2 separate regions of the Homo sapiens genome follow, and region 2 is linked to region 1. Evidence: read pairs that join two places in POLR2A ChIA-PET (ENCODE). Cell type or tissue: MCF 10A. All regions are shown on one strand. Each heading gives the region's core, and the rest is flanking DNA. Links, peaks and the distances in the headings are about the cores only.

Evidence for each region. ChIA-PET counts read pairs that join two places held together with the same protein. Peaks named below come from ENCODE experiments on the same cell type or tissue, not always from the same donor. Only the 100,000 strongest peaks of a DNase experiment are listed, where the experiment ranks them.
Region 2: POLR2A ChIA-PET joins it to region 1 with 11 read pairs; 2 of 35 experiments call an interaction of 5 or more read pairs at or near these places.

Annotation. Positions count from the first base shown.
Region 1 is chr19:47,592,185-47,608,132 of GRCh38, forward strand. BICRA-AS2 (BICRA antisense RNA 2) reads right to left here. Exons shown (of 1, transcript NR_186352.1): 1 at 15,689-15,948. Among named protein-coding and RNA genes, the nearest start is that of BICRA-AS2, 8.5 kb to the right of the region's middle. RefSeq lists silencers at 8,203-8,392, 8,543-8,592 and an enhancer at 12,056-12,125. In MCF 10A, for the core only: no CTCF peak of the experiment used is centred there; DNase peaks (open chromatin) are centred at 6,427, 6,897 and 8,297.
Region 2 is chr19:47,247,774-47,263,721 of GRCh38, forward strand. CCDC9 (coiled-coil domain containing 9) reads left to right here and starts at 8,752. Exons shown (of 12, transcript NM_015603.3): 1 at 8,752-8,836; 2 at 10,557-10,630; 3 at 10,786-10,890; 4 at 12,548-12,649; 5 at 12,815-13,066. The coding sequence starts at 10,628. RefSeq lists an enhancer at 8,101-9,010 and silencers at 8,901-9,010, 9,221-9,460, 9,501-9,550. In MCF 10A, for the core only: no CTCF peak of the experiment used is centred there; DNase peaks (open chromatin) are centred at 5,808, 8,758, 9,158 and 9,298.

The sequences.
Region 1 (15,948 bases), core at 4,857-12,856:
CTTCACTATGTTGGCCAGGCTGGTCTCAAACTCCTGACCTCAGGTGATCCTCCCTCCTCGGCCTCCCAAATTGCTGGGATTACAAGCATGAGCCACCGCACATGGCCGAATTATGTAACAATTAAAAAAAACAGCAAACACTTTAATGACTGTAGATTACCTCTGGGGTCAAACCCCAAATCCCTGGTGTACCTGCAAGTCTGCCCTGTCCCTCAGACCATCTCAGCCAAACTGCTGACTTTCTAGCCACCTGCCTTTCCTCCTTCCCCAGTGCTAGGCCTTTGCATCTCCTCTTCCCTTCCACCCTCATCTGACAACTCTATTCATCTCACAAGTCTTAGCTGACTGGCCAGGAGCGGAGGCTCACACCTGTAATTCCAACACTTCAGGAGGCCAAGACCAGAGGGTTGCTTGAGCCCAGGAGTTCAAGACCAGCCTGGGCAACATGGTGAAACCCCATCTCTACAAAACATACAAAAAACTTAGCCAGGTATGGTGGCACGCATCTGTAGTCCCAGTTATTCGGGAGGCTGAAGTGGGAGGATCACCTAAGCCCAGGAAGTCAAGGCTGCAGTGAGCCATGATCATACCACTACACTCCAGCCTGGGCGACAGACTGGGACTCTGTCTCAAAATTAAAATTAAAATTAAATTAGGCCAGGTGTGATGGCTCATGTCTGTAATCTCAGCACTTTGGGAGGCCAAAGTGGTCAGTTCACTTGAGGTCAGGAGTTCAAGACCAGCCTGGCCAACATGGTCTCTACTAAAGATACAAAAATTAGCTGGGCGTTGTGGCAGGCACCTGTAATCCCAGCTACTCGGGAGACTGAGGCAGGAGAATGGTGTGAACCCGAGAGGTGGAGTTTGCAGTGAGCCGAGATAGCGCCACTGCACTCCAGCCTGGGCAACAGAGCGAGACTCCGTCTCAAAAAAAAAAAAAAAAAAAATTAAACAACCTGGAGCTTGAGATCGGCACTGGAAGTAGGGAACAGGCTTGGCTCAGTGGCTTACACCTGTAATCCCATCCCAGCACTTTGGGAGGCCAAGGGGGACGGATCATTTGAGCTTCAGAGTTCAAGACCAGCTTGGCCAAAATGGTGAAACTGTCTCTACTAAAAATACAAAAAATTAGCCAGGTGTGGTGGTGGGTGCCTGTAATCCCAGCTACTTGGGAGGGAGGCTGAGGCATGAGAATCACTTGAACCCCGGAGGCGGAGGTTGCAGTGAGCAGAAATCACACCACTGCACTCCAGCCTGGGTGACACAGGGAGACTCCATCTCAAAAAAAAAAAAAAAAAAAAAAGAGCTCAGTAACTCAGGCCTATAATCCCAGCACTTTGGGAGGCCAAGGCGGGCAGATGACCTGGGGTCAAGAGTTCCAGACCAGCCTGGCCAACATGGCGAAACCCCATCTCTACTAAAAATACAAAAATGACTTGGTCGTGGTGGCGGGCGCCTGTAATCCCAGCTACCTGGGAGACTGAGGCAGAAGAATCGCTTGAACCCGGGAGGCAGAGGTTGCTGTGAGCTGAGATTGTGCCATAGCACTCCAGCCTGGGCAACTCTTTTGAGACAGAGCGAGACTCTGTCTCAAAAAAAAAAAAGAAGTGGGGGGCAATCTTGTGGGACTCAGCCTTCAACCTGTGGGATCTGATGCTGTCTCCAGGTAGATAGTGTCAGAAGTGAATTGAATTGGAGGACAGGCTGGTGTCCCCTGGGGGGAGAAGATCCCCCTCATATCTAGTGACAGAGCGTGTTGTGAGTGTGTCGTGGGACAAACTGTTTGTGTATTCCTCTATTCTCAGAATTCCCTGCACTGTCTTTTCCTAACAATTCCTCTTTATCCTCCTCCTCCTCCAGGAAGCCTTCCCAAACCCCAGGCTGGGTCAGGTGCCTGCTCTGAGCTCCCACATCCCCAGGACTCACTCCCCCTATCCACTTTAGGGAGAAGTCTGTAACCTCCACAGACCCGAGAGTTCCACGAGGTAGACCCCAGGGTCTCCCAGTAACCGCCACAGAGCAGATACCGACAAACACTCATTGCATTGACCTAACCTCACTCCACCACCATCTCCCCAGACCTCTCGGTTCTTGCCTTCCACCAGCCCCTCACCAACCATTTTTGGCTCTTCTCCTTGCCTATGCTGCTGCCATATGTATGATTTTTTATTTTACTTAATTTAATTTAATTTATTTATTTAAGGTGGAGTCTTACTCTGTCACCTAGGCTGGAATGCAGTGGGGCCATCTTGGCTCACTGCAACCTTCACCTCCCAGGTTCAAGCGATTCTCCTGCCTCAGCCTCCCCAATAGCTGAGACTACAGGCACACACCACCACACCCAGCTAATTTTTTTCTCTCTCTTTTTTTTTTTTTTGTTGTTGTTGAGACGGAGTCTTGCTCTGTTGCCCACACTGGAGTGCAGTGGTGTGATCTCGGCTCACTGCAAGCTCCACCTCCCGGGTTCACACCATTCTCCTGCCTCAGCCTCCCAAGTAGCTGGGACTACAGGCGCCTGCCACCACGCCCGGCTAATTTTGTTTTATATTTTTAGTAGAGACGGGGTTTCACTGTGTTAGCAAGTATGGTCTCGATCTCCTGACCTCGTGATCCGCCCACCTCAGCCTCCCAAAGTGCTGGGATTACAGGAGTGAGACACCGTGCCCAGCCACGCCCAGCTATTTTTTTTTTTTTTTTTTTTGTATTTTTAGTAGAGACGGGATTTTGCCATGTTGTCCAGGCTGATCTCGAACTCCTGATCTCAAGTGATCCACCTGTCTCAGCATCCCAAAGTGCTGGGATTATAGGTGTGAGCCACCGTGCCTGGTCTGTATTATTTTTTATTTTTATTTATTTAATTATTATTATTTGTTTTTGAGATGAAGTTTCACTCTTGTTACCCAGGCTGGAGTGCAATGGTGTGATCTTGGCTCACCACAACCTTCGCCTCCCAGGTTCAAGCAGTTCTCCTGCCTCAGCCTCCCAAGTAGCTGGGATTACAGGGATGCACTACCACGATCGGCTAATTTTGTATTTTTAGTAGAGATGGGGTTTCATCATGTGGGTCAGGGTGGTATCCAACTCCTGACTTCAGGTGATCCACCCACCTCGGCCTCCCAAAGTGCTGGGATTACAGGTGTGAGCCATCACACCCAGCCTTATTTCCCACGCCGAGACAGAGTCTTGCTCTGTCGCCCAGGCTAGAGTGCAGTGGCAACATCTCGACTCACTGCAAACTCCGCCTCCCGGGTTCAAGCAATTCTCCTGCCTCAGCCTCCCGAGGAGCTGGGATTGCAGGCATGTGCTACCAGGCCCAGCTAATTTTTGTGTTTTTAGTAGAGACGGGGTTTCACCATGTTGGCCAGGCTGGTCTCGAACTCCTGACCCCGTGATCTGCCTGCCTCTGCCATCCAAAGTGCTGGGATAACAGGCGTGAGCTACTGAGCCCAATCAATTTTTAAAAATCATATATACTCAACACCTTTGCTTTTAAAAAACCCTTAAGCATTTTTTAAAATACAATTTTGTTTTATTTCAGATGGAGTCTTGCTGTTGTCGGCCTGGGCTGGAGTGCAATGGCGCGATCTCAGCTCACTGCAACCTCTGCCTCCTGGGTTCCAGCAATTCTCCTGCCTCACCCTCCCGAGTAGCTGAGATTACAGGCGCCTGCCACCACACCCGGCTAATTTTTGCATTTTTAGTAGAGACAGGGTTTCACCATGTTGGCCAGGCTGGTCTTGAACTCCTGACCTCAGGCGATCCACTCACCTTGGCCTCCCAAAGGGCTGGGATTCCAACTATGAGCCACCGAGCCCGGCCTATTTTTTCCTCTTTTGATCGTGATGATTCTAGTGGGTGTGAGGTTGTATCTCATTGTGGTTTTGACTTCCATTTCCCTAATACTGATGACTGAGCATCCTTTCCTGTGTTTCTTGGCCATTTCCTCACCACCTTCTGCAAGCTGACCTCAGCCCTCACCACCTCACTGAACCATCATTTCCACCTTCACCAGTCCAGTGGTTTATCTTAATTTCCCTTCTTTTCTCTCTCAGCAACTTTGGACACTTCCTCCCTCGCCAGCCATTCTTGGTCTTCGTCTTCCTTTTCTGGAGAGAAATGTAAGAACTTAGGCCAGTTAGTTAACTTCTCTGTGCCTCGGTTCTTCATCTGTGAAATGAAGATGACAACAGCTCCTACTTCAAGGTTGCTGTGAAGATTCCATCAGCTAATGTATGTAAAGGGCTCAGAAGTGTTGGGAGGCCTTGGCCAGGCGCGGTGGCTCACGCCTGTAATTCCAGCACTTTGGGAGGCCGAGGCGGGTGGATCACGAGGTCAGGAGTTCAAGACCAGCCTGGCCAAGATGGTGAAACCCTGTCTCTACTAAAAATACAAAAAATTAGCCGGGTGTGGCAGCGGGCGCCTGTAATCCCAGCTACTCGGGAGGCTGAGGCAGAGAATTGCTTGAACCTGGGAGGTGCAGGTTGCAGTGATCGAAGATCGTGCCACTGCACTCCAGCCTTGGCAACAGACCAAGACTCCGTCTCAAAAAAAAAGAAGTGTTGGAAGGCCCAGGCAGGCGCATCATTGGAGCCCAGGAGTTTGAGTCCAGTCTGGGCAACATGGTGAAACCCTGTCTCTACAAAAAATACAAAAATTAGTCAGGTGTGGTGGTGTGTGCCTTTATTCCCAGCTAGCCAGGAGGCTGAGGTAGGAGGATTGCTTGAGGCCAAGGGGTTGAGGCTGCAGTGAACTATGATTGCCTGTAGTCCCAGCTACTCGGGAGACTGAGGCAGGAGAATTGATGGAACCTGGGAGGTGGAGGTTGCAGTGAGCTGAGATCGCGCCACTGCACTCCAGCCTGGGTGACAGACGGAGACTCTGTCTCAAAAAAATAAATAAATAGGCCAGGCGTGGTGGCTCACGCCTGTAATGCCAGCACTTTAGGAGGCTGAGTTGGGGAGATCACAAGGTCAGAAGATCGAGACCATCCTGGCCAACATGGTGAAACCCTGTCTCTACCGAAAATACAAAAATTAGGTGGGTGTGGTGGCTCATGCCTGTAGTCCCAGCTACTCTGGAAGCTGAGGCAGGAGAATTGCTTGAACCCAGGAGGCGGAGGTTGCAGTGAGCCAAGGTTGCGTCACTGCACTCCAGCATGGCGACAGTGAGACTCTGTCTCAAAATAATAAAAATAAATAAATAAATATAATTTTAGGAAAAGTCACCAGAAATTCAAAACAAAAACAAACTCCGTTGCAGAAATCGGATGTGAAAATTGTTCACTTTCATTCAGAATCTGCGGGTCGGCCAGGCGCAGTGGCTCATGCCTGTAATCCCAGCACTTTGGGAGGCTAAGGCAGGCGGATCATGAGGTCAGGAGATAGAGACCATCCTGGCTAGCACAGTGAAACCCCGTCTCTACTAAAAACACAAAAAATTAGCCAGGTGTGGTGATGGGCGCCTGTAGTCCCAGCTACTCCGGAGGCTGAGGCAGGAGAATGGCGTGAACCCGGGAGGCAGAGCTTGCAGTGAGCCGAGATCGTGCCACTGCACTCCAGCCTGGGCCACAGAGTGAGACTCTGTCTCAAAAAAAAAAAAAAAAAAAAAAAAATCTGCGGGCTGAAGCCAGGTGCGGTGGCTCATGCCTGTAATCCCAGCACTTTGGGAGGCTGAGGTGGGTGGATAACAAGTTCAAGAGATCAAGACCATCCTGGCCAACATGGTGAAACCCCGTCTCTACTAAAAATACAAAAATTAGCTGGGTGTGGTGGCACACACCTGTACTCCCAGCTACTTGGGAGGCTGAGGCAGGAGAATAACTTGAAACCAGGAGGCAGAGGTTGCAGTGAGCTGAGATCACACCACGGCACTCCAGCCTGGCGACAGAGCAAGACTCTGTCTCAAAAAAAAAAAAAAAAAAAAAAAAGAATAAACAGAATCTGCTTAAGATTCTTATATCTTTAGCTTTTAAAACAATACATCTAAAGACAGAAAACGTTTACATGGCACAGTGTAATGTGGTGATTAAGAGTATGAATTTTGGAGCAGGTGCAGTGGCTCACATCTGTAATCCCAGCACTTTGGGAGGCCAAGGCAGGAGGATCTCTTGAGCCCATGTGTTCGAGACCAGCCTGGGAAACAGGACAAGACCTCATCTCTACAGAAAAATAAAAATAGATTAGCCAAGCATGGTGGTGGCACCTGTGGTCCCAGCCACTGTGGAGGCTGAGGTTGGAGGATCACTTGGACCCAGGAAGTCAAGTGGTGAACACGTTGTTGCACTCCAGTCAGCGAGATCCCTGCTAGAAAAAAAAAAGTATAAATTTTGGAACAGGGCTGCAAATCCCTGTGCCCCCTGACTCTGACAATTTTGCAACTTCTCTATGACTCAGTTTCCGTATCAGCAGGAGGTGATATTAGCATATCCTACCTGCTAGGATTGTTGGAGGCATTCAATGAGAGCATCCAAGTACAGAAAGAAGCTCGGTTAAGCATTACTTATAACTACATTGTAAATCCCCCTCTAGCCATGGGTGACTTTTATAGCCATCTGAACAATGTTTCACAAACCCTGTAGTAAAAAGGGGATGATCCGCCTGTCTCGGCCCCGCAAAGTGCAGGATTACAGGTGTGAGCCACCGCACTCAGCCGAGATCTGTTAACAGACTCCAAATCTCGACTTAGTCTCATTGCTGCAAGCGGTCTACTCATTCTCTCCTCCAGATCTTCGGGAACAGAGTAATAATAAAAATCAAAACCCAGCCAGCTCTTCCTCTGTCAGTGGTGTTGACCAGCAGAGACCGCTTCCCTTCTTAAAGGGGCCTTTCCTAGTTTCGACTTTCTCTTCTCTTTCCTAAGATGGCCTGGTGCGTTTCTCCTGTCACCCTCCCCCAAGCATAGCCAAGGAAGCGGCCCCTCCCACATAGTTGGAATGTTAAATATCTCAGTGATGACTACAAGGCTTAAAGCAACAAATAAATAAAGCCACTCTTGAGTCAGAATATTTTATTTGGTGGTGCATGAGTAACAATACCCGATAAATGAAGACACATTCTTAGCGTGTTCTCTATCCCCCAAACGCTGCGGGGTGCAGGGGCTGCGGGGGCTGCAGGTGGGAGGTCCACAGCCTCTAGGGCAGGAGCTCTAGGGCAAGAGCAGGAGCAAAGGGACATGTGGATGAAAACGGGAAATTCTCAGAATTTGTGTATTTATTGGATTTTTTGTGTGTATTTCTTTGAATGTTTTTGTGTATTTGATTTTTTTGTGTGTGCACGTATTTGAATATTTTGTGTGTATTTTTTTGAATAGGTGACACTAGGCTCAAACTTTACAAAGGTAGAAAAAGACCTAACATCCACCCACCCCTGTTTCCCCACGGAAAACTGCTGTGACCAGTTTGCTTTTTTTTTTTTTTTCCCTAGACAAAGTCTCGCTCTGTCACCCAGGCTGGAGTGCAGTAGCGGCTCACCGCAACCTCCGCCTCCCAGGATCAAGCGATTCTCCTTGCTCAGCCTCCCGAGTAGCTGGGATTACAGGCGCGCGCCACCATGCCCGGCTAATTTTTTGTATTTTTAGTAGAAATGGGGTTTTGCCATGTTGGCCAGTCTGGTCTCGAACTCCTGACCTCATGTGATCCGCCCGCCTCGGCCTCCCAAAGACCTGGGATTACAGGCGTGAGCCACCGCGCCCTGCCGCAGTTCGCTTCTGCTTTTCAAGATATTCTGTGTATTTAACAAGCAAAAGCTTGTATTTTTTCATCTCCACCTTTTACATTTTTATACCTTTTTTTTTCTCCTCTCCTACCTTGTCAGGCTACATAGCTCATACCGTGTCAGTTCAAGTATCCCTTCCTCGTTTTACGGTGACTCCGCATCCCATTGCGGGCCGCACCACTGCTTATCTGAGTCCCCCATCGATGGACAACTAGGTTGTTTCTGGTCTTTTTTTTTTTTTCCCACAAATTTTTACGAGAACAACAACAAAAAAAACAATGCTACTCAACCTCACCCCTTGGTTAGTGTTTGTCAAAAAACGGACAGGCAGAAGCCCCAACCTGCGCCCCCCAACGCCCGACTCTCCGCATCCGCCGAGGGTACCCCAGCTCCAGGGATCGCGGTGCTCAGGGACCGCGCGTCCAGGACTGGCCCTGCCTCCCAGAAGCTGTCAGGCGGCGGCCGTGGCCCGCTGTAGCCCCGCCCCGTGGCCCGCCCGCAGTAGGCCCGATTCAAATCTGGCCAATGATAGTGTGTAAACAAACCCAGGCCCCGCCTCCCGACGAATAATCCCCCGACCGGCGAGAGGCCCATTTAACCCGATGGGGTTTGGGGTTGGGACGGTGATGGAGTCGTGGCTCCGCCCCCAGACCTGGGCCAATAGGCGGCTGGGCTCCGCCCCCGGCACTTGCCGCGCTGAGGACCCGAGGCAGGGCTGGGCGCGCAGTTGCCTGATTTCGTGGCGGCTCGCAGTCTGGGCGCTCCGGGCGCTCGGCGCGGGCGGGCAGGGCCAGGAGCTGGGGCGGCGCACTCCGCGGTCCCAGCCGCATTTGAAGGGAGCGGTCAGAGGGCGGAGATCGCCCCGGCATCAATGCCCTCTCATCCCCCACTTTATTTCCACCGCCTAGCTGCTAAAATCCGGACCCGGAAACGTCTCCAATGGGAACTTGTTCCCCTCGCCCCTATTTAACAGAACCTGGAGGGGACGCAGGGGTGTTTTTGGATTGGGCAAGGCTTTCATTTCTTTCCCCTGGTTCTTACATGCATACGGGAAAATGCACGTATCTTGTGCGCCGCTCTACAGAAAACTAAAACTCCATGTGGCACCAGCAGCCTCCCAGGTCGAGAAACAACTTGGGTTGGAGAAATTTTCTTTTCGTTTCTTTGCTTTTCTTTCTTTCTTTCTTTCTTTTTGAGACGGAGTTTCGCTCTTGTCGCCCAAGCTGGAGTGCAATGGCGCGATCTCGGCTCACCCACAACCTCCGCCTCCCGGGTTCAAGCGATTCTCCTGTCTCAGCCTCCCGAGTAGCTGGGATTACAGGCATGCGCCACCACGCCTTGCTAATTTTTGTATTTCTAGTAGAGACGGGGTTTCTCCATGTTGGTCAGGCTGGTCTCGAACTCCCGACCTCAGGTAATCCTCCCGCCTTGGCCTCCCAAAGTGCTGGGATTACAGACGTGAGCTACCGCGCCTGGCCTGAACATTGTCATAATAAAATGTTTGGGGACAGGGGCAGATTTGGGTGCCTGACGATACACTCCCATTGAAGAGATGAGAAAATGGAGGAGCTGGAGAAGTGACTTGCCCTAGGTTCATCTGGTGACTCAGCCACAGAACACCTGGGTGTACTGATTTAGTCCCCACCCTGCCTGGCTGGCCTTGGGGACAAGTCGCTGAACCTGTCTGGGTCTGACTGCCTAACTCAGTGCTTAACCTAGGACTCATAACTTGCGCCTGATTCTCAAATAGAAGGGGCGTGTCACTCCCGAAGGACAGCAGGTCTCTTTCGATCTGGGCCCATATTGATCCCCAACACTGGTCTTTGGTCATCCCTTTGGCTGCCTCTGACCTTCCCCACTGATTCTAGAACAGTGTGGACCACACTCACTCATTAACTCTGAAACTTGGACAGGCTTTCCAGGATGTCAGGGGACAGACAGGACAGAGCAGGAAAAACAGACGTTTGCTCTCCCAGGGCAGGGATTGCCAGGGAATCAATGCCCTTTGATCCACCCCCTTAGTTCCACTGCCTGGTAGCTAAAACCCAGATGCTGTACCAAGGGATCGTTTAAAAAATTCCATTTGAGAATCATATGCAAGTTATGAGTCCCCCATTAAGAACTGAGTTGGTGCCTGTAATCCCACCACTTTGGGAGGCCAAGATGGGGGGATCACTTGAGGCCAAGAGTTCGAGACCAGCCTGGCCAATATGATGAAACCCTGTCTCTACTAAAAATACAAAAACTAGCTGGGCATGGTGGCGGGTGCCTGTAATCCCAGCTGCTTGGAATCGCTTCAACCCTTGGAGGCGCGCGTTGCAGTGAGCTGAGATTGCGCCACTGCACTCCAGCTTGCGTGACTGTCAAGAAAGAAAGAAAGAGAAAGAAAGATAGAGAAAGAGAAAGGAAGGAAGGGTGAGGTGGCTCATGCCTGTAATCCCAGAACTTTGGGAGGCCAAGGCTGGCAGATGACAAGGTCAGGAGTTCAACACCAGCCTGACCAATATGGTGAAAACCCGTCTCTACTAAAAATACAAAAAATTAGCTGGGCGTGGTGGTATGCGCGCATCTGTAGTCCCAGCTACTTGGGAGGCTGAGGCAGGAGAATTGCTTGAACCTGGGAGATGGAGGTTGCAGTGAGTCAAGATTGAGCCACTGCACTCCATCCTGGGCGACAGAGCGAGACTCCATCATCTAAAAAAAGAAAGAAAGAACGAGAGAGAGAGAGAGAGAGAAAGGGCTGGGCACGGTGGCTCACGCTTGTAATCCCAGGACTTTGGGAGGCTGAAGGCAGGTGGATCACTTGAGGTCAGGAGTTCAAAACCAGCCTGACCAACATGGTGAAACTCCGTCTGTACTGAAAAAAATAAAAATAAACATTTGCTGGGCATGGTGGTGCATACCTATAATCCCAGCTACTTGGGAGGCTGAGGCAGGAGAATTGCTTGAACCTGGGAGGCGGAGGTTGCAGTGAGCCGAGATCGCACCATTGCACTCCAGCCTGGGCAACAAGAGTGAAACTCCATCTCAGAAAAAAAGAAGAGAGGATAGAGAGAGAAGGGAAGGAAGGAAGGAGGAAAGAGAGAAAGAAAAAGGAGGGAAAAAGAGAAAGAAAGAAAGAGAAGAAAAGAAAAGAAAAAAGAAAAAGAAAGAAGTAACTGAGTTGAGCAGTCAGACCCAGACAGGTTCAGTGACTTGTCCCAGGGTCACTCAGGCAGGGTGGGGACTAATGGCTATCAGCCATGGCTAGGCATGGGGCTGGCCTCTTTTTATCTTTTTTTGAGACGGAGTTTTGCTCTCGTTGCCCAGGCTGGAGTGCTATGGCGCGATCTTGGCTCACTGCAACCTCCGGCTTCCGGATTCAAACAATTCTCTGTCCTCAGCCTCCTGAGTAGCTGGGATTACGGGCATGTGCCATGATGCCCAGCTAATTTTGTATTTTTGGTAGAGACGGGGTTTCTCCATGTTGGTCAGGCTGGTCTCAAACTCCCGACTTCGGGTGGTCCACCTGCCTCAGCGTCCCAAAGTGTTGGGATTACAGGCGTGAGACACCGTGCCCGGCCTGAGTTTTTTTGTTTTTTTGAGACGGAATCTCCCTCTGTCACCCAGGCTAGAGTGCAGTGGCGCGATCTCAGCTCACTGCAACCTCCCTCTTTTGGGTTCAAGCGATTCTCCTCCCTCAGCCTTCCAAGTAGCTGGTACTACAGGTGCGCACCACCACGCCCAGCTAATTTTTTCTATTTTTGTAGAGATGGGGTTTCGCCGTGTTGCCCAGGCTGGTCTCGAACTCCTGAGCTCTGGCAATCTGCCCACCTCAGCCTCCCAAAGTGCTAGGGTTACGGGCGTGAGCCACTGCACGGGGCCAGGGCTGGCTTCTTGTTGGTGTCCTCTGCACCCTACCAGAGCCATTCCAAGTGGCATGGCCCCAAGACCATCTCCCTAAGAGGTCAGGTGTGTGTATGAGGTGGGTGGATGTTGTTAATATCTATTCAGCAAACTTTTATTGAGCATTTACTAAGCACCAAGCACTGTTTTAGGGGCAGTGGATATTCTACAATGTACCAAAGGAACCTGGGAACTGCCAAAAAGGGCATGACCAAGGGAGGTAAACTGAGGCTCGCAAACCGAGGCTAATTAAGCGACTTATTTGCTTACTTGCTTGTTGGCTGTGTTGCCTAATAGATTGTGAGTTGTGTGGGAGGCAAATAGATTGTGAGTTGTGTGGGAGGCAAATAGATTGTGAGTTGTGTGGGAGGCAGGAACCCGGGTGGTGTTGGTCACCACAGGATCCTTGACACACTAGATACTAAAAAAATATGAATGAATAGACTCTGACGAAGTCTCCAGTGAGTCCCCTAGTTCTGAGTCCCCCGGGGCTGGCAGCTATGACAGAAACACAAGTGCTACACTTCAGGTCCCAGTGTACAGTGACGGCTTCAGATGAGGGCTGCGTCTCACTTTGTGGGTGCGTGACTGGGCAAAACACTTCCCTTCTCGGAGCCAATTGAGTTTTCTACACTGTATGATGGGGGTAACTAAAGGTCTCTCCCCTGTGGGCAGTTCTCATCAGAAACTGTGTTCACCACCCAGTTAACACTCTAAAAGTGTAGCTCCATCAGTGGCTGTGGAAGTGCAGAGTTAGGAAGACTCAGACTATACAAACATAAAGTAAAAAAAGTGTATACTGCTGCTTCTCAGAGGGTCCACACACCTCCAGTGGGTGGTGGATGATCACTGCTTGTTTTTGTTTTTTTGTTTGCTTGTTTGTTTTGTTTTTGAGATGGAGTCTTACTTTTGTTGCCCAGGCTGGAGTGCAATGGCGTGATCTCAGCTCACTGCAACCTCCGCCTCCCAGGTTCAAGCGATTCTCCTGCCTCAGCCTCCCCAGTAGCTGGGATTACAGGCGTCTTCTACCACGCCCAGCTACTTTTTGCATTTTTGTAGAGATGGGGGGGTTTCACCATGTTGGCCAGGCTGGTCTCGAACTCCTGACTTCAGGTGATCCACCTGCCTCGGCCTCCCAAAGTGCTGGGATTACAGGCGTGAGCCACCGCGCCCGGACTTGTTTTTGTTTTTGTTTGAGACGGAGTCTCACTCTCGCCGAGGCTGGAGTGCAGTGGCGTGATCCTGGCTCACTGCAACCTCCGCCTGCCGGGTTCAAGCAATTCTCCTGCCTCAGCCTCCAGAGTAGCTGGGATTATAGGTGTGCGCCACCATGCCTGGCTAATTTCTTTTGTGTTATTATTATTATTTTTTTGAGACAGAGTCTTGGGCTGTTGCCAGGCGAGTGCAGTGGCGCAATCTGAGCTCACTGCAACCACCACCTCCCGGGTTCAAGTGATTCTCCTGCCTCAGCCTCCTGAGTAGCTGGGAACACAGGCACATGCCACCACGCCTGGCTAATTTTTGTATTTTTAGTAGAGACGGGGTTTCACCATGTTGGCCAGGCTGGTCTCAAACTCCTGACTTCAGGTGATCCACCTGCCTCGGCCTCCCAAAATGCTGAGATTACAGGCATGAGCCACCGTGCCCGGCCTGTTTGTTTGTTTGTTTTGAGACAGACTCTTGCTCTGTTGCCCAGGCTGGAGTGCAGTGGCGCAATCTTGGCTCACTGCAGCCTCGACCTCTGGTGTTCAAGCAATTCTCGTGCCTCAGCATACGCCACCATGCCGGGCTGATTTTTGTATTTTTAATACATTAGATTTTGTAATTTTTGTATTTTCGCTGCGTTGAACAAGATGCTCTGGAACCCCTCACCTCAAGTGATCTGCCTGCCTTAGCCTCCCAAAGTGCTGGGATTATGGGTGTGAGCCCCTACACACCTGGGCCATGGAGGCTTTTTTTTCTTTTATTGCATGATGCCTAGGTTTGGGGTACGAATGAGCCCGTCACCTAGGTACTGAGCATAGTACCTGAAAGTTAGTTTTGTTTTGTCTTTTTTTTTGAGACAGAGTCTCACTCTGTCGCCCAGGCTGGAGTGCAATGGCATGGTCTCGGCTCACTGCAACCTCTGTGTCCCGGGTTCAAGCGATTCTCCCACTTCAGCCTCCCAAGTAGCTGGGACTACAGGCATATGCCACCATGCCTGGCTAAGTTTTGTATTTTTAGTAGAGACAGGGTTTCACTATGTTGGCGAGGCTGGTCTTGAACTCCTGATCTCGTGTTCCTCCTGCCTCGGCCTCCCAAAGGGCTGGGATTACAGGCATGAGCCACCATGCCCGCCCCCGAAAGTTAGTTTTTCAACATTTGTCTCCTATCCCTACCTCCCCACTCTGGTAGTCCCCAGTGTTTATCTGTCCCATCTTCATGTCCATGCATACCCAATGTTTACCTCCCACTTATAAGTGAGAAGATGAGGTATTTGGTTATCTGTTCCTGTGTCAGTTTGCTTAGGATAATGACCTCCAGCTGCATCTGTGTTGCTGCAAAGGACATTATTTCATTATTTATTTATTTATTTATTTTTGAGACAGAGTCTTGCTCTGTTGCCCAGCCTGGAGTGCAACGGCGCTATCTCGGCTCACTGCAACCTCCGCCTCCCAGGCTCAAGTAATTCCCTTGCCTCAGCCTCCCGAGTAGCTGGGACTACAGGTGCCTGCCACCACACCCAAATAATTTTTGTATTTTCAGTAGAGATGGGGTTTCCCTTTGCTGGCCAGGCTGGTCTCCAACTCCTGACCTCAAGTGATCCACCTGCCTCGGCCTCCCAAAGTGCTGGAATTACAGGTGTGAGCCACCGCACCAGGCTTCATTCTTTTTTATGACTGCATAGTATTCCATGGTGTACATTTATCACATTTTCTTTATCCAATCCACTGTTGGTGGGCACCTGAGTTGATTCCATGTCTTTGCTATTGTAAATAGCATTGCGGTGAACACCACTGTACTAAGTTATAGATCTATCATGCTTTTATGTTTGGGACATTGCATAAGGTATTCACTTGTGGAACTGATAACTTCCTGTTTACTTACTAATGATAACGGCCAGCATTTATATGGCACTTCCTCTCAGGTGCAGCTCTCCCTAGCTCATTCTTCCTCATGACCCTATGAAATGAGGCCTATTATTATCAGCATGTTAAAGATGAGGACACACAGAGGTGAGGTAATTTGTCCACTGTCACACAGCAAGAAAGTGGCAAAGGCAGGATATGAACCAGGGGCTGACTGGTTTCAGTCAGGGCCCTTACCCTCTGTGGTCTCTCAAAATTAATTTCTTCTTCTTCTTTTTTTTTTTGAGACAGGGTCTTGCTGTCTCCCAGACTGGAGTGCAGTGGCATGACTATGGGGAACTACAACCTCGACTTCCTGGACTCAAGCGATCCTCCTGCCTCAGCCTCCCAAGTAGCTGGGAGTACAAGCACACACCACCATGCTGGGCTAATTTTTGTTTGGACAGGGTCTCGCTATGTTGCCCAGGCTGGATAAATTATTATTATTATTACTATTTTTGAGACAGAGTTTCCCTCTTGTCGCCCAGGCTGGAGTGCAATGGTGTGATCTCGGCTCACTGCAACCTCTGCCTTCCGGATTCAAGCGATTCTCCTGCCTCAGCCTCCCAAGCAGCTGGGATTACAGGCGTGCACCACCACACCCAGCTAAGTTTTGTATTATTAGTAGAGAAGGGGTTTCACCATGTTGGCCAGGCTGGTCTCGAACTCCTGACCTCAGGTGATCTACCCTCCTCGGCCTCCCAAAGTGTTGGGATTACAGGTGTGAGCCACTGCGCCTGGCCGATAAATTATAAAAAAAAAAAATACGTTGAAGTAAATATTATGGGTAGTACCGCCAAGATACTAGAACACATGTTAAGGCTTAAAAAAACAGAGGCCGGGCACTTTGGGAGGCCGAGAATAGCTTGAACCCAGGGGACGGAGGTTGCGGTGAGCCTAGATCGTGCCACTGCACTCCAGCCTGGGCGAAAGAGCGAAACTCCGTCTCAAAACAAAACAAAATATAACACAACAACAACAAAATCACAATCTGTCTCGATTACTCATTTATTCAACCCGCATTCACCTACTGTGTGCACGAGCTTTTCTAGGGCACTGGGGAGGCAGAAGGGACTAAAACAAAGTATAAATCTCCCTGGGCTGCAAGCATCGGGAGGGCAGGTCCGGGGGCTCTGTGTCCCCACTGGGCCCCCAGCACTGCGCAGCGCACACAGTGGGCGCTCACCAAGCGCTCGCTAAGGGCAACGCGTGAATCCGTGTCCCGCCAGCAGGGCGTTTACGGC
Region 2 (15,948 bases), core at 5,085-13,084, 340 kb before region 1:
ATAAGTTACACACTTCTCTAAAGCCTCCCAATTCTTTTTTTTTTTAGGAACAAGGTCTCCCTCGCCGCTCAGGCTGGAATGCAGTGGCACGATCAGAGCTCATTGCAGCCTTGAAGTCCTGAAGCTCCAGACTCTTTTTTTTGTTTTTTGAAACGCAGTCTCGCTTTGTCGCCCAGGCTGGAGTACAGTGGTGTGATCTCGGCTCACTGCAACCTCTGCCTCCCAAGTTCAAGCAATTCTCTAATTCTCTGCCTCAGCCTCCTGAGTAGCTGGGATGACAGGCGCCCGCCACCATGCCCGGCTAATTTTTTTGTATTTTTACTACAGACGGGTTTCACCATCTTGGCCAGGGTGGTCTTGAAATCCTGACCTCGTGATCCACCTGCTTTGGCCTCTCAACGTGCTGCGATTACAGGCATAAGCCACCGCACCTGGCCCTCTTTTTTTTTTTTTTTGAGACAGAGTCTGGCTCTGTCCCCCAGGCTGGAGTGTGATCTCGGCTCCCTGCAACTCTGCCTCCCTGTTCCAGTGATTCTCTTGCCTCAGCCCCCGGAGTAGCTGGGATTACAGGCGCACGCCACCACGCCCGGCTAATTTTTGTATTTTTAGTAGAGACAGGGTTTCATCATGTTGGCCAGGCTGGTCTAGAACTCCTGACTTCAGGCGACCCACACCCGCCTCGGCCTCCCAAAGTGCTGGGATTACAGGTGTGAGCCACCACACCTGGCCTTTTTTTTTTTTTTAAAGAGTCTCGTTGTGTCGCCCAGTCTGGAGTGCAGTGGTGTGATCTCGGCTCACTGCAACCTCCAACTCCTGGGTTCAAGCGATTCTTCTGCCTCAGCCTCCCACATAGCTGGGACTACAGGCGTTCGCCACCACGCCCGGCTAATTTTTTTTTTTTTGTATTTTTACTAGAGATGGGGTTCCACTGTGTTAGCCAGGATGGTCTCGATCTCCTGACCTCATGATCCGCCCGCCTCAACCTCCCAAAGTTCTGGGATTACAGGCGTGAGCCACCGCGCCCAGCCTTTTTTTTTTTTTTTTTTTTAATGTATTTGCTTGTCGTTAATGGGATAGTAATAAGGTTGAGGTTTTTGTTAAGGGGAGTTTACTTATCATTAAACTCTGTAGTTACTACTACAAGGAAACTCTTCCCAAGTACATTAAACACTAGGTTTTATAATATTTGCCACACTGCCAATAAATTCTGTTCACATATTAAGTATGACAAGTCCACTATATGTAACATGTAAGAATGCTATACTAGGCCGGGCACAGTGGCTCACACCTGTAATCCCAGCACTTTGGGAGGCTGAGGCGGGCAGATCACGAGGTCAGGAGATCGAGACCATCCTGGCTAACACGTTGAAACCCCGTCTCTGCTAAAAATACAAAAAATTAGCCGGGTGTGGCGGCGTGCGCCTGTAGTCCCAGCTGCTGGGGAAGCTGAGGTAGGAGAACGGCGTGAACCCGGGAGGCAGAGCTTGCAGTGAGCCGAGATCGCGCCACTGCACTCCAGCCTGGGTGACAGAGCGAGACTCTGTCTCAAAAAAAAAAAAAAAAAAAAAAGAATGCTATACTGGCAGTAGACCTAGGGCCAGAATAAATTGGCAAGTTTTCATTCCATATAAATGTGGGAAAAAAGTGAGTACAACTTTTTTTTTTTTTTTTTTTTGAGACAGAGTTTCACTCTTGTTGCCCAGGCTGGAGTGCAATGGTACGATCTCGGCTCACCGCAACCTCTGCCTCCCGGGTTCAAGCAATTCTCCTGCCTCAGCCTCCCGAGTAGCTGGGATTACAGGCATGTGCCACCACACCCAGCTAATTTTTGTATTTTTAGTAGAGACAGCGTTTCACCATGTTGGTCAGGCTGGTCTCGAACTCCTGACCTCGTGATCTGCCCGCCTCGGCCTCCCAAAGTGCTGGGATTACAGGCATGAGCCACCATGCCCAGCCTTTTTTTTTTTTTTTTTTTTTTGTGAGAGGAAGTCTTGCTCTGTTGCCCAGGCTGGAGTGCAGTGGCACGATTTTGGCTCACTGCAACCTCTGCCTCCTGGGTTCAAGCAATTCTCCTGCCTCAGCCTCCTGGGTAGCTGGGACTACAGGTGTCCACCACTACACCCGGCTAATTTGTTTGTATTTGTAGTAGAGACGGGGTTTTACCATGTTGGCGAGGCTGGTCTTGAACTCCTGACCTCATGTGGTCTGCCCACCTTGGCCTCCCAAAGTGTTGGGATTACAGGCGTAAGCCACCGTGCCCGGCCACATGAAATGTTTAATGTGGTTGATCTCAGCTTCATTCACACTGACTTCAGGGAGTCTGGTTTTCTATGCTCAAGATTGTTCTATTGCTGATTTGCCGTTGTTTTGTTTTCTTTCAGGATCAAGGTGGGTACTTTTTTTTTTCTTTGAGATGGAGTCTCGCTTTGTCGCCCAGGCTGGAGTGCGGTGGCGCCATCTCGGCTCACTGCAAGCTCCACCTCCTGGGTTCACACCATTCTCCTGCCTCAGCCTCCCGAGTAGCTGGGACCACAGGCGCATGCCACCACGCCCGGCTAATTTTTTGTATTTTTTTTAGTAGAGATGGGGTTTCACCATGTTAACCAGGATGGTTTCGATCTCCTGACCTCGTGATCCATCCAGCTCCGCCTCCCAAAGTACTGGGATTACAGGCCTGAGCCACCGCGCCCAGCTTTTTTTTTTTTTTTTTTTTAATAGAGATGGGGATGGGAGGGGTCTCACTACTATGCCCAGGCTGGTGACAAACTTCTGGGCTCAAGTGATCTACCCTCCTTGGCCTCCCAAAGTGCTGGGATTACAGGAGTCAGCCACCGCACCTGGCCCCTCCCAAACTCTTAAGTGCAGAACTCCATGTAACCAGCACCTAGGTGGAGAAACAGAACGTTCTTAGCCCCATTTCCTGACCCTGATTACCCTAATTACCCTCAGGGTAATCATTATCGTGAATTCTAACACCAGAGATTAGTTTTGCTTGTTTTAGAATTTCATATAAATGGACCATGAAATATGTTCTCTTTGGTGTCTGTATGCCTTTGTTATGCAGCCTAATGTTTGCAAGATTCATGCATGTTCTTGTTTACTTTTCCTTTTTTTTCCTTTCTTTCTTTCTTCCCCCGCCTCCCCCGCCTCCCCACAGAGCCTGGCTCTGTTGCCCAGGCTTGAGACTCAGCCTCCCAAGTAGCTGGGATTACAGGCCCAGTGCCACCACGCCCGGCTAATTTTTGTATTTTTAGTAGAGACGGGGTTTCACCATGTTGGCCAGGCTGGTCTCGATCTCCCTATCTCAGGTGATCCACCTGCCTCGGCCGCCCAAAGTGCTGGGATTACAGGTGCGAGCCACTGTGCCCAGCCTTGACTTCCTTCCTTCCTTCCTTTCGAGACAGGGGTCTCACTTTGTTGTCGCTCAGTCTGGCGTTGAACTCCTGGCCTCTAGTGATCCTCCCACCTTGGCCTCCCCAGTGCTGGTGCACCACTGCACCCTGCTGATTGATCACTTTCAGTGTTGCAGAGTCTTTCACTGTGTAAAGACAGGATCATAACTCACTGCAATCTCGACCTCCTGGGCTCAAGCAATCCTTCTGCCTCAGCCTCCTGAGTAGCTAGGACCATGTGCCACCATGCCTGGCTAATTTTATTTTATTTTATTATTATTACTTTTTAAAATATGCTGACTTTAGTTATTTACTTTTTTTTTTTTTTAAGATGGAGTCTCACTCTGCCGCCAGGCTGGAGTGCAGTGGTGTGATCTCGGCTCACTGCAACCTCTGCCTCCCAGGTTCAAGCGATTCTCCTGCCTCAGCCTCCTGAGTAAGCTGGGATCACAGGCGTGCACCACCACGCCCGGCTAATTTTTTTTTGTTTTTTGTTTTTTGTTTTTGAGACAGTCTCACTCTGTCGTCGAGGCTGGAGTGCAGTAGCACTGTGTTGGCTCACTGCAACCTCCGTCTCCTGGGTTCAAGCAATTCTCCTGCCTCAGCCTCCCAAGCAGCTGGGACTACAGGCGTCCACCATGACGCCCGGATAGATTTTTCTTTTTTTTTTTTTTCTTGAGACGGAGTCTGGCTCTGTTGCCCAGGCTGGAGTGCAGTGGCGTGATTTCAGCTCACTGCAAGCTCCACCTCCTGGGTTCACGCCATTTTCCTGCCTCAGCCTCCCTGGTAGCTGGGACTACAGGTGCCCGCCACCATGCCCGGCTAATTTTTTTTACATTTTTAGCAGAGATGGGGTTTCACCATGTTGGCCAGGCTGGTCATGAACTCCTGACCTCAGGTGATCCACCCACCTCAGCCTCCCAAAGTGCCGTGATTACAGGTGTGAGCCACCGTGCCTGGCCACGCCTGGCTAATTTTGTGTGTGTGTGTGTGTACTTATTTTTTTGAGACAGTGTGTCGCTCTGTCACCCAGGCTAAAGTGCAGTGGCGGGATCTCAGCTCACTGCAACCTCTGCCTCCCAAATTCAAGCAATTCTTCTGCCTCAGCCTCCTGAGTAGCTGGGACTACAGGCGTGCACTGACACTCTTGGATAATTTTTTTTTTTTTGAGGTGGAGTCTTGCTCTGTCCCTCAGGCTGGATTGCAATGACGCGATCTCGGCTCACTGAAGCCTCCGCCTCCCGGGTTTAAACGACTCTCCTGCTTCAGCCTCCCAAGTAGCTGGGATTACAGGTGCACACCACCACACCTGGCTAATTTCTTTTTGCATGTGTGTAGTTTTAGTAGAGACGGGATTTCACCATGTTGGCCAGGCTGGTCTCGAACTCCTGACCTCAGATGATCCTCCTGCCTTGGCCTCCCAAAGTCCTGGGATTACAGACATGAGCCACCACGCCCAGCCGAGGCTGAGTCTTTATCTTGGGGACTGGCCTGGGCATTGGAAGGTGTTCAGGAGCAGCCCTGGCCTCTGTCCACTAGATGTCAAGAGGACCCTCTCTTGTGACAACCAGAAATGTCCCTAGTCATTGAGAAATGTCCTTTAGGGGGCAAAATTACCTCCATTGAGAACCACTGGATAAGAACACGGAGTTTGAGGATGCACAAAAGGGAGTGATGTGGCTGGAGAGGGCAGCAGCGGTGACACACACACCACTCAGGCTCCATCAAGTCAGCTCTCCCCAGGGTGCTCTGGGCAGCCTCTTTCTGTCAGAACAGTTGCCATAGTTTGAATGTGTCCGTCGAAGTTCATGTGTTGAAAACAGTCGGCAGGGCGCGGTAGCTCACGCCTGTAATCCCAGCACTTTGGAAGGCCGAGGCAGGTGGATCACGAGGTCAGGAGTTCAAGACCAGCCTGGTCAAAACGGTGAAACCCTGTCTCTACTAAAAATACAAAAAAAAGTAGCCAGACATGGTGGCAGATGCCTGTAATCCCAGCTACTCAGGAGGCTGAGGCAGCGAATTGCTTCAACCTGGGAGGCGGAGGTTGCAGTGAGGCGAGATTGCGCCATCGCACTCCAGCCTGGGCAAAAAGAGCAAAACCTGTCTTAGAAAAACAAACAAACAAACAAAATATATATATATATTTATACAAACACATACACACACATATATGGAGAGAGAGAGAGGTGGGGGTCCCACTATGTTGGCCAGGCTGACCTTGAGTGAGCTCCTGGCCTTAAATGATCCTCCCACCTCTGCCTCCCAAAGTGTTGGAATTACAGGCATGAGCCACTGTATTTGGCCTAATTTTTAATTTTTTTTGTGGAGACTAGGTCTCACTCTATTGCCCAGACTGGTTTCAAATTCCCGAGCTGAAGTGATCTGCCCACCTTGGCCTCCCAAAGTTCTGGGATTACAGGCATGAGTCACCGCACTGGCCTCAAGTGAATTTCGTTACATGCATAGATTGCTATTTGGACAATTATAAGAGGATTAAGTTTCATTGGTATCTCTGAAAGGCTGTGAACAGTAGCCTTAGAAATGGTAAGGAATTACCAGGTACTTCCACTTTCTATGTCTTAAATCACAAAATAAAATGACTGGCACTACAGGCAATCTGGTCTGTCCACTTATAACTGTCATTCACCTTAACTGAGGGTATTCTGTAGCATTCATCATCATTTGTCACAATACCTTTATTATTTATTTATTTATTCTGAGACAGAGTTTCACTCTTGTTGCCCAGGCTGGAGTGCAGTGGCTCAATCTTGGCTCACTGCAACCTCCATTTCCCAGGTTCAAGTGATTCTCCTGCCTCAGCCTCCCCAGTAGCAGGGGTTACAGGCGTGAGCCACAGCGCCTGGTCGGCTTGTCACACTAGCTTTATTATGTCTAAGTTTTGGTTAATGCTGTAACCTCCTGGACTCTGCAGCTATTCAGCTGCTGTTGCTTTGAGTATCTTCTAGTTTTGGGAATGCACCAAGCTCATTCACCACAGGGCCTTTGCATAGGTTGTGTCCTTGGCCTGCACAGGCAGCCTCTCACCCTCCGGCCTCTCCTGCCCCTCTTGCCAGGCATCTCCCACAGGTGCTGCTATTTCCCATTTACTTGTGTCTTCCCTTAGGAGGACAAGGATGGGGTCAGCTTTGTTCATCATCTCAGTTCCCCCACCAACTTTTCCTCCCAGCACGCAGCCTGGCAGTCAATGCTGATTTGGGAGAATGAACGACTGATTCTATCGGTTGAACGTTTATTTTATATATATATATATATATATATATATATATATATATATATATATATACTTTTTTTTTTTTTTTTTTTTTGAGACGGAGTCTCGCTCTGTCGCCCAGGCTGGAGTGCAGTGGCGTGATCTCGGCTCACTGCAAGCTCCGCCTCCCGGGTTCACGCCATTCTCCTGCCTCAGCCTCCCAAGTAGCTGGGACTACAGGCGCCCGCCACTACGCCCGGCTAATTTTTTGTATTTTTAGTAGAGACGGGGTTTCACCGTTTTAGCCGGGATGGTCTCGATCTCCTGACCTCGTGATCCGCCCGCCTCGGCCTCCCAAAGTGCTGGGATTACAGGCGTGAGCCACCGCGCCCGGCCTTATTTTATATTTTATGATTTCATTTACTTATTTATTTTCGATACGGAGTCTCACTTTGTCGCCCAGGCTGGAGTGCAGTGGCACGATCTTGCCTCACTGCAACCTCTGCCTCCCGGGTTCAAGCAATTCTCTATCTCAGCCTCCCAAGTAGCTGGGATTACAGGCATCTGCCACCATGCTTGGCTAAATTTTGTATTTTTAGTAAAGACGGGGTTTCACCATGTTAGCCAGGCTGGTCTCGAACTCCTGACCTTGTGATCCACCTGCCTCGGCCTCCCAAAGTGCTGGGATTACAGGCATGAGCCACTGCGCCTGGCCAGTTATTTATTTTTTTGAGACGTAGTCTTGCTCTGTCGCCCAGGCTGGAGTGCAATGGCACGATCTCAGCTCACTGCAACCTCTGCCTCCCGGGTTTAAGCGATTCTCCTGCTTCAGCCTGTAGCTGGGATTACAGGTGTTACAGGTGCCCGCCACCATGCCTGGCTAATTTTTGTATTTTTTAGTAGAGACAGGGTTTCACCACGTTGGTCAGGCTGGTCTCAAACTCCTGACCTCGGGTGATCCACCCGCCTCGGACTCCCAAAGTGCTGGGATTACAGGCGTGAGCCACGGCGCCCGGCCTATTTTATTTTGAGACGGAGTCTCTCGTTCTGTCGCCCAGGCTGCAGTGCAGTGGTGCAATCTCGGCTTACTGCAACCTCTGCCTCCCGGGTTCAAGCGATGCTCCTGCCTCAGCCTCCCAAGTAGCTGGGATTACAGGCGCCCGCCACCATGCCTGGCTAATTTTTGTATATGTATATTTTTTGAGACGGAGTCTCCCTGTGTCGCCCAGGCTAGAGTGCAGTGGAGCGATCTCGGCTCACTGCAAGCTCCGCCCCCGGGGTTCACGCCATTCTCCTGGCTCAGTCTCCGGAGTAGCTCGGACTACAGGCGCCCGCCACCACGCCGGGCTGATTTTTTTTGTATTTTTAGTAGAGACGGGGTTTCACCATGTTGGCAAGGATGGTCTCGAATTCCTGGCCTCAAGTGATCCGCCCTCCTCGGCCTCCCAAAGTGCTGGGATTACAAGCGTGAGCCACTGCGCCCAGCATTTTATTTTATTTTCGAGAAGGGGTCTGCTCTGTCGTCTAGGCTGCAGTGCGGTGGCATGATCTCGGCTCACTGCAACCTCTGCCTCCCCGGTTCAAGCGATTCTCCTGCTTCAGCCTCCCGAGTTGCTGGGATTACAGGCGCGCGCCACCACAACCGGCTAATTTTTTTTGTAGAGACGGGATTTCACAATGTTGGCCAGACTGATCTCGAACTTCTGACCTCAGGTGATCCGCCCGCCTCGGCCTCCCAAGGTGCTGGGATTACAAGTGTGAGCCACCGCCCACGGCCGGTAGAACATCTGAAGCTTCTAAAGCGAACTCTAAGGTTTCATTGGCACGAGGGGGCTCGAACCACGCCAGGCTTCCAGGCGTCAGTGCCCAGTGCTTGGCATCTACTGATAGAAACCAGGAATGAGGGGCTGGAGGCGGAAACAGCTTGAAGAAAGAGGTAGAGGCCAGGGAGTGAGGACGGTGTCTCCTTTTCCTGGAAGTTGGTAATTCAGGCAGAAGGAAGTTGGATGAGCTTGCGGAACACCCGGGGGGCCAGTCGGCCCCGCTCCCGCATCCATCGCGGAGGCGCGGCCCCTTTAAGGCTCCCGGAAACGGTCCCACAGGACCGGAAGTGACCCTCTTTATTTCCCTTCCTCACGTGGTGCAGGCAGGAAGTGACGCGCCTGGCCCGGGAGCTGCGGTCGCAGAGGCCGACGGAGCCGGAGTCGCGGACGCCGCGGGGTCTCCGGGACAGGTGACCTGGGGGAGGGGGCCGGGAGCGCGCCCAGAGAAGGCGGGGCCTGAAGCCCCACGTGGCGGGGAGTGCGAACAGGCCCGGGCGGGGTCGGAGTTCTCTGCGGGGGGCGGGGACAGGACGCCCACATGGGAAGCTGGAGGGGCGCTGGCGGGGCGGGCCGTTGGGTGGGTGGGCAGGGTCGGGGCGGGGCGTGGCCAGAGCCTGGGCCGGCGGCTGTGGGCGGGACCTAAAAGTTGTGGCTGGACTGTGGGCGGGGCCATAGTGTTGCTTGTTCAGCTGTGTGGCGGGGCTCGGACGCCGGGCGGAAGCTCTGTGGGCGGGGCCAGAAAGTTTTGCCTTACTGGAAGTGGGTCCAGATTCTTGGCCGGGACGTTGGGGGCGGACCCAGAGGCTGACGCAATGGCGGGGGCGGGGCCACAATGTAGTGGGGGAGCCAGGGGGCGGGGCCAGGGTGCTGGCGGGGAATGCTGGGGGTGGAGCCAGAAAGTTTCGTCTGAGCCACGGGCGCGGCCAGAGCGTTGGCCGGGAGGCGGGGAAGCGGGGAGTTGAGCCAGAACCCTGGGGAAGCCATGGGCGGGGCCAGATGCTGACGCAACGAGGTGTGGGAGGGAGTCAGGGGGCGTGTCCAGGAGGTTGGCCAGGCCAATCGGAGGCGGGGCCAGAGGGTTGACTGGGCAGGCCGGGGGCGGGGCTGGAATAATAATAAGAGATGGTAGGGGCGGGTGTAGGCTGTTGCCTGCGAGCCAGGAGGCGGGGAAAGAGCGTGGCTGGGAAAGTCGGGAGCGGGGCCACATTAATGGCCCATGGGTGGGGGCGGGGCCAGAAGTCTGGCGGGAAAGGCGGGGCCAGAAAGTTTTTTCCCGAGCCGTGGGCGGGGCCAGAGCGGTTTCCAGGATGTCGGGGACGTGGCCCTGGCATTCCCAGCCGGATTGAGGCTGGAGCTTTGCACAGAAAATCTGGGGCGGGCCTGGGTAGTTTTGTCCTTGTTGGGGCGGGTGGAGTATTCAGTGGGGCAAAACGCCAGTTCCAGGAAGCCTCGCCAGTGAGTTCTGGGCCTGTGTACAGAATCCTTTCGGGGGAGGCGGGAGGCTGTCGACCTTCCGTAGGGCGCTGGAGACGGGACTAGGACGTCCCTGAGGAAGGCGCGGGCTTGGAATGTTCTCTGAGAGCTTGGGCAGCCAATAAGAGTGGGGTTCGGACTTTCTTTGAGCGTGGGATTGGGAATGTTTCTGAACCTTACCTGGTGGAGCTAGAATATTCGCCTGGATATGAGAGGCACCAGGATGAGCACAGGGAGGTGGGTCTGGAACTTTCTTTTGCAGGCTGGTTGGAGGGGTTGTAGTTGGAACTCTCTTGAGATAGGGAACCCGGGCTAACACTCATACCACAGGGTGTGGCGGCTGGCCTAGAATCAGCCTTTGGAGGAGAGCAGTGTTGGATACTTAAGCAGTGGGTGGGGGCCAGAACATCCCCAAGGTGGGTTTGACTAGATCGTTTACATGGGAACTGGGTGAGTCCACAAAGATCATGAAAGGGCTGAGTCTGAATTTCTATGGAGAAGATGGAGGTGGCAGTTGAAAGGAGGGAGAGTGAGGGCTACAATTCTCTTGGGGTACAGGGTTTTTTGTGTATGGCTGTGAGGATCCCGCAGTATGTTAGAGGGTGAAGTAGGTTGGGGGGCCATTGGCCTTTGTCCTTTTTTTCCCTCTGTCCCCAGGAACCCTCAGTGCTGCGTCTAGATTCTGCAGGGGAGGTTTGCTGGGACCTTGGCTCCACGCAGCCAGCGAAATGGTGAGGCTGAAAAATGGGGTCTCTAGAATCTGAGTTTTGGGGAAGGGGGCTTGGGAGGATGGGATCCATAGGGGCAGACTCTCAGACCCTGGGGGAAAGTCCCTGGTATGGATGGAGGTTTTTCCTTCCATCCCTCAACTGCCTCCCGGTCTCAGGCAGCCACACTCGATTTGAAATCAAAGGAGGAGAAGGATGCTGAGTTGGACAAGAGGATCGAGGCTCTTCGGCGGAAGAATGAGGCCCTCATCCGGCGCTACCAGGTGCCCTAGCCCCGCCCTGGGAGACCCCATCCCCTCTCTTCCCCGCAGTGAGTTTTTCTCACCTCTCCCTTCCTTAAAACCTTTTCATGGCTCCCCATCACTGTCAGGATAAAGGCCAAAGGCCTTAGCCTGACATCCCTTCTTTCATTCCATTATTCATTCATTCATTCATTTGTTCACAAATATTCCCCAAGATCTTTACCAGCCCCAGTGCTGAGTGGTGCTGGGGATATAGCTGTGACTGAGACAGACCCAGGCCTGCCCCCTCCAGGGTCCACCGTCTAGTCAGGGAGACAGCCCTGTCCTCAGGGATGCCCCAGAGCAGACAAGTCTGGAATCAGGAAATTCAGGGGTCTGTGGGAGTCCAGAGGAGGCTCTTGACCCAGCCTTGGGGATATCAGGGAGGGCTTCCTGGAGGAGTGGACTCTGAGGCTTGAGTGGTGAGTAGACAATAGCCAGTTGAAAAGGCGAGGGGAACATGTTTCAGGCAGAAAGAACAGTTTGTGCAAATGTTGGAAGCAAGAGAGAGCTTGGAGCTTCAAGTTGGAGGGTTGGTTAGGAGAGAATTGACCTGGGCAGGTCAGCAGGGGCCAGGCTGTGCTAGGCCCTGAATGCCACCAGGATGAGTTTGGACTTTGTCCTGAGGGCACTGGGGAGCCAGGGAGAGCCTTGAGCAGGGGTGGGACCGGTCAGAACAGCTCTTTAGGAAGACGCCTCTGGGTGCTGTGCGGTGGTGGGTGCGAGGAGGTGATACTGGAGCCCAGAGACCAAGGAGGAAGCTGGGGCTGGAACCCTAGTGGGAGAGGAGGTACCTGGCTCAGGGCAGGGCTGTTGAGAGGGACTCAGTTACTGATGGGCAGTTCAGGGCAGGGGGAGGAAGAGGGAGGATTTAGGACAAGGCTGCTGAGTAGGTGATGTGGCTCTCCCTGAGATGGGATCTGGGAGGTGGCATGGGTTTCATTTATTCATTCTTCATGTATTCATTCATTTTAAAAAAGGCATATTGAATTTCCCTTGTGGGCCAGGCAGCGTTCTAGACTTGGGATACACGTCAGTGACATACATCACTGAAAGCAGACAGACATTCCTGTCCCCAGGCAGATTCTGCCGTAGTGGAGGAAGCAGACAGTGAGCGAGACGCATATGGTGCTGGGTGCAAATGGGATGAGAACAGAGAGGGTGGCAGGGGAGCTGGTTTCCACAGGGTGCTCAGGGAAGGCCTCACGAGAAGGCAGCATTGGAGCAGAGACCTACAGGAGGTGAGGGGTTGGAGGGTCTCTGGGAAAAGTGTTCCTGGCAGAGGGATCCGCTGGCGCAAAGCCCCTGAGGCAGGTTTCAGCCTGGTATGTTGTGGGAATAGCAAGGAAGCCGGAGTGATCGTGGGGAGAGGGTGAGAGATGAGGTCGGGGAGGTACCAAGGCCAGACCCCACGGGTCCCACAGGCTGTGGGGAAGGCTGTTACTCAGAGGGGCACCACAGGAACGTTCTGAGTGGGGCTGCAACGTGCTGAGGTTTGAGGGATATGAGCGGCCTTCTTGTTCAGAGTCCAGGAGAGAGGCCTGGGCTGGGGCCAGACTTAGGAGGAGTTCAGGGGTCTGGGAGTCCGTCTGGCAGACAGGGCACCTGATGCTTCCCTACCCCGGCTGTCTGCTCCTAGGAGATTGAGGAAGACCGTAAGAAAGCTGAACTTGAGGGAGTCGCAGTCACAGCTCCCCGAAAGGGCCGCTCAGTGGAGAAGGAGAACGTGGCAGTGGAGTCGGTGAGCTCGTCACTGGGGTGTGGGACCCTGAGGATGGGGAGGGGCAGAGGGTTGAGGCCTGGGACCCAGGAGCCCCCAGCTGTCCTGCACCAGTGGGTGGCCTCCATCCTGGCCGCATGCCTCCCTGCCCCAGTGACTGTATTTTCCCCATCTCCCCTCTTCCAGGAGAAGAACCTGGGTCCTTCCCGGAGGTCTCCTGGGACCCCTCGGCCCCCAGGGGCCAGCAAGGGGGGCCGGACTCCTCCACAGCAGGGAGGCCGGGCCGGCATGGGCCGAGCATCGCGCAGCTGGGAGGGCAGCCCCGGGGAGCAGCCTCGAGGAGGAGGAGCTGGGGGCCGTGGCCGGAGGGGCCGGGGCCGAGGTTCACCTCACCTCTCTGGAGCTGGAGACACCTCAATCTCTGACCGTAAATCCAAGGTAGGAGCTAGGCAGCGCCTGGAGCCCTGGCTGAGGTTCTCTGTTGTCTGTTTCTGTTTTTTCCTCCTCTCAGATGCACATTTGTCCTGTGTGTCCATCTTTCAGTATCTCTCTCTGAGCCTTTGCATCTGGCTCTGTTTCTCTCTTCCTCCACCTCCTTCTCCTCCTCCTGCTCCCCCTCTTCTAGTTCCCCCTGTTCCTTCCCTCTCACGCCTAGAGCTCGTGTGTTTTTCCTTGTCTCTTTCTCTCCTACTCCTGCTCCCCGTCTTCTTGTTCCTCCTCGCCTTCCTTCCCTCCCCTCTCCTGCTTAGTGCTGCGTGTCCCTCCCTGTCCCTCTCTGTCTCCCTTTTTCTCGCTCTCTGGTGCATGCTTGCCCACTCATCCTCCGTCCCCATCTCTCCTCCCTTTCTGGCACTGTGTGTCTGTCTGGTGGGCTCTCTCTATCTGGTGTGCTTGTGAGCACAGGCTCTGTGTGGCATTCTGTTTCTGTGTGTTTCTCTTGGTCCCCGGCTTTGGTTATGGGGAGCAGTGATTTTACTGTAACTACCTCACTCACCCCTGACGTGCAGGTCAGCAGGGTGGGAGTCTGTCTAGCTGAGTGGCTTACAGCCCACCGTGGACATGGGTTGAATCTGGTTCTGTGAGCTACCTGGCCTTGGGCAGCTCACTTCCCCTGTGAGCTTCTGGTTCTAGCACTTACACGGGAATAAGAAAATTCAAAAATTAGCTGGACGTGGTGGTGGGCACCTGTAATCCCAGCTACTTGGGAGGCTGAGGCAGGAGGATCACTTAAACCTGGGAGGTGGAGGTCACAGTGAGCCGAGATCATGCCACTGCACTCCAGCCTGGGCGACAGAATGAGACTCTGTATCAAAAAAAAAAAAAAAAAAAAAAAATGCTGGGCGTGGTGGCTCACGAGGCCTGTAATCCCAGCACTTTGGGAGGCTGAGGTGGGCGGATCACCTGAAGTCAGGAGTTCGAGACCAGCCTGGCCAACATGGCGAAACCCCATCTCTACTAAAAGTACAAAAATTAGCCGGGTGTGGTGGCACACGCCTGTAATCCCAGCTACTCGGGAGGCTGAGGCAGAAGAATTGCTTGAACCTGGGAGGTGGAGGTTGCAGTGAGCCGAGATTGCGCCATTGTACTCCAGCCTGGACAACAAGAGTGAAACTCCGTCTCAAAAAAAAAAAAATAATTAGACTTAAATTGGGCATGCCAAGCTGCTGTCACACAAAGACTCCAAAAATTTCATGACCTAAGTGGAGTAGGAGTTTATTTCTCCCTTGTATGCTGAGCCCTGCAGGGAGGTGGGTGGTCCAGGGGGTGAGGCCCTGCTCCATGATGTCACTCAGGGACCCAGGTTCCTGCTTTTTTTTTTTTTTTTTTTTTCTTGAGACAGAGTCTCACTTTGTTGCCCAGGCTAGAGTGCAGTGGCATGATCTTGGCTCACTGCAACCTCCGCCTCCTGGGTTCAAGCAATTCTTGTGCTTCAGCCTCCCAAGTAGCTGGGATTACAGGTGTGCACCACCACACCCGGCTAGTTTTTGTGTTTTCAGTAGAGATGGGGTTTCGCCATGTTGGCCAGGCTGGCCTTGAACTCCTGACCTCAGGTGATCCTACCGCCTCGGCCTCCCAAAATGCTGCGATGACATGTGTGAGCTGCTGCGCCCGGCCTGGTTCCTGTTTTTGTTGCTTGGTGGCCCCTAGGTCCTGGTCATTGTCTGTGGTAACAGCTGGGTTGCCGACATGGTTGCGGTTCAGTTCACAGGAAGGGGAAAGATAAGTCTGCTTTATCACTTTTGGTCATGTCCTGTTGGTGAGAACTTAGACACCTGGTCATACCTAACCTCAAAGGAGACTGGGAAATGAAAACGTTGTCTACAGCTGGCTGGCTATTTGCCCATCTAAAATTTTGTCACTAGCTTGGTTACTAGTAACAAGTAGTTACTAGCTACTTGGAATGCTGGGTGCTGTGGTATGGGCTTGTGGTCCTAGCTACTTGGGAAGCTAAGGTGGGAGGATCGCTTGAGCCCAGGAGTTTGAGACCAGGCTGGGCAACAGAGTGAGACCCCATCTCTATAAAAATTTTAAAAATTAACTGGACGTGGTGGTGTGCCCCTGTGGTCCCAGCTACTTACTTGGGAGGCTGAGCCAGCAGGATCACTTGGGAGGCTGAGCCTGGGAGGTCAAGGATGCAGTGAGCTGTGAACACACACCACTACATTCCAGCCTGGGCAACAGAGTAAGACCCTGTCTCAAAAAAAAAAAAAATCAATAAATTTTTGCTACCATGGAAGGAAGAAGGGGAGAACGGATTGTGGTTGGTGGGGGTAGGTCACCTAACCATCTGCCAAGTAATTACTGTTATTACCACCACTATGATTGCGGCAACCTTGGTGTGCCAGGGCCCCCAGCACCCTGACACTGAACTCGCAGGTTCAGTGGTTTGCTAGAAAGACTCATGGCTTAGATTTATCACAGTGAAAGAGATCACAAAGCAAAATCAGCAGGGGGCGGGGTACCTGGGCTGAGGTCTGGAGGAAACCCGGCATGAACTTCCAAGAGTCCTTTCCCTGTGGAGTCCCAGGGGATGCGCTGAATTCCTCCAGCACTGAATTGTGACAACATGTGGCTTACCAGGGATGCCCACGAGAGATTCAGCACTCCAGGTTTTTAATTGGGGGCTGGTTTATTTTTATTTATTGTATTTATTTAGTTTTTAAAATTTCTTTTTGTTTTTGAGATGGAGTTTCACTCTTGTTGCCCAGGCTGGAGTGCAGTGGTATGATTTCGGCTCACTGCAACCTCCGCCTTTTGGTTTCAAGCAATTCTCCTGTCTCAGCCTCCCAAGTAGCTGGGATTACAGGTGCCCACCACCA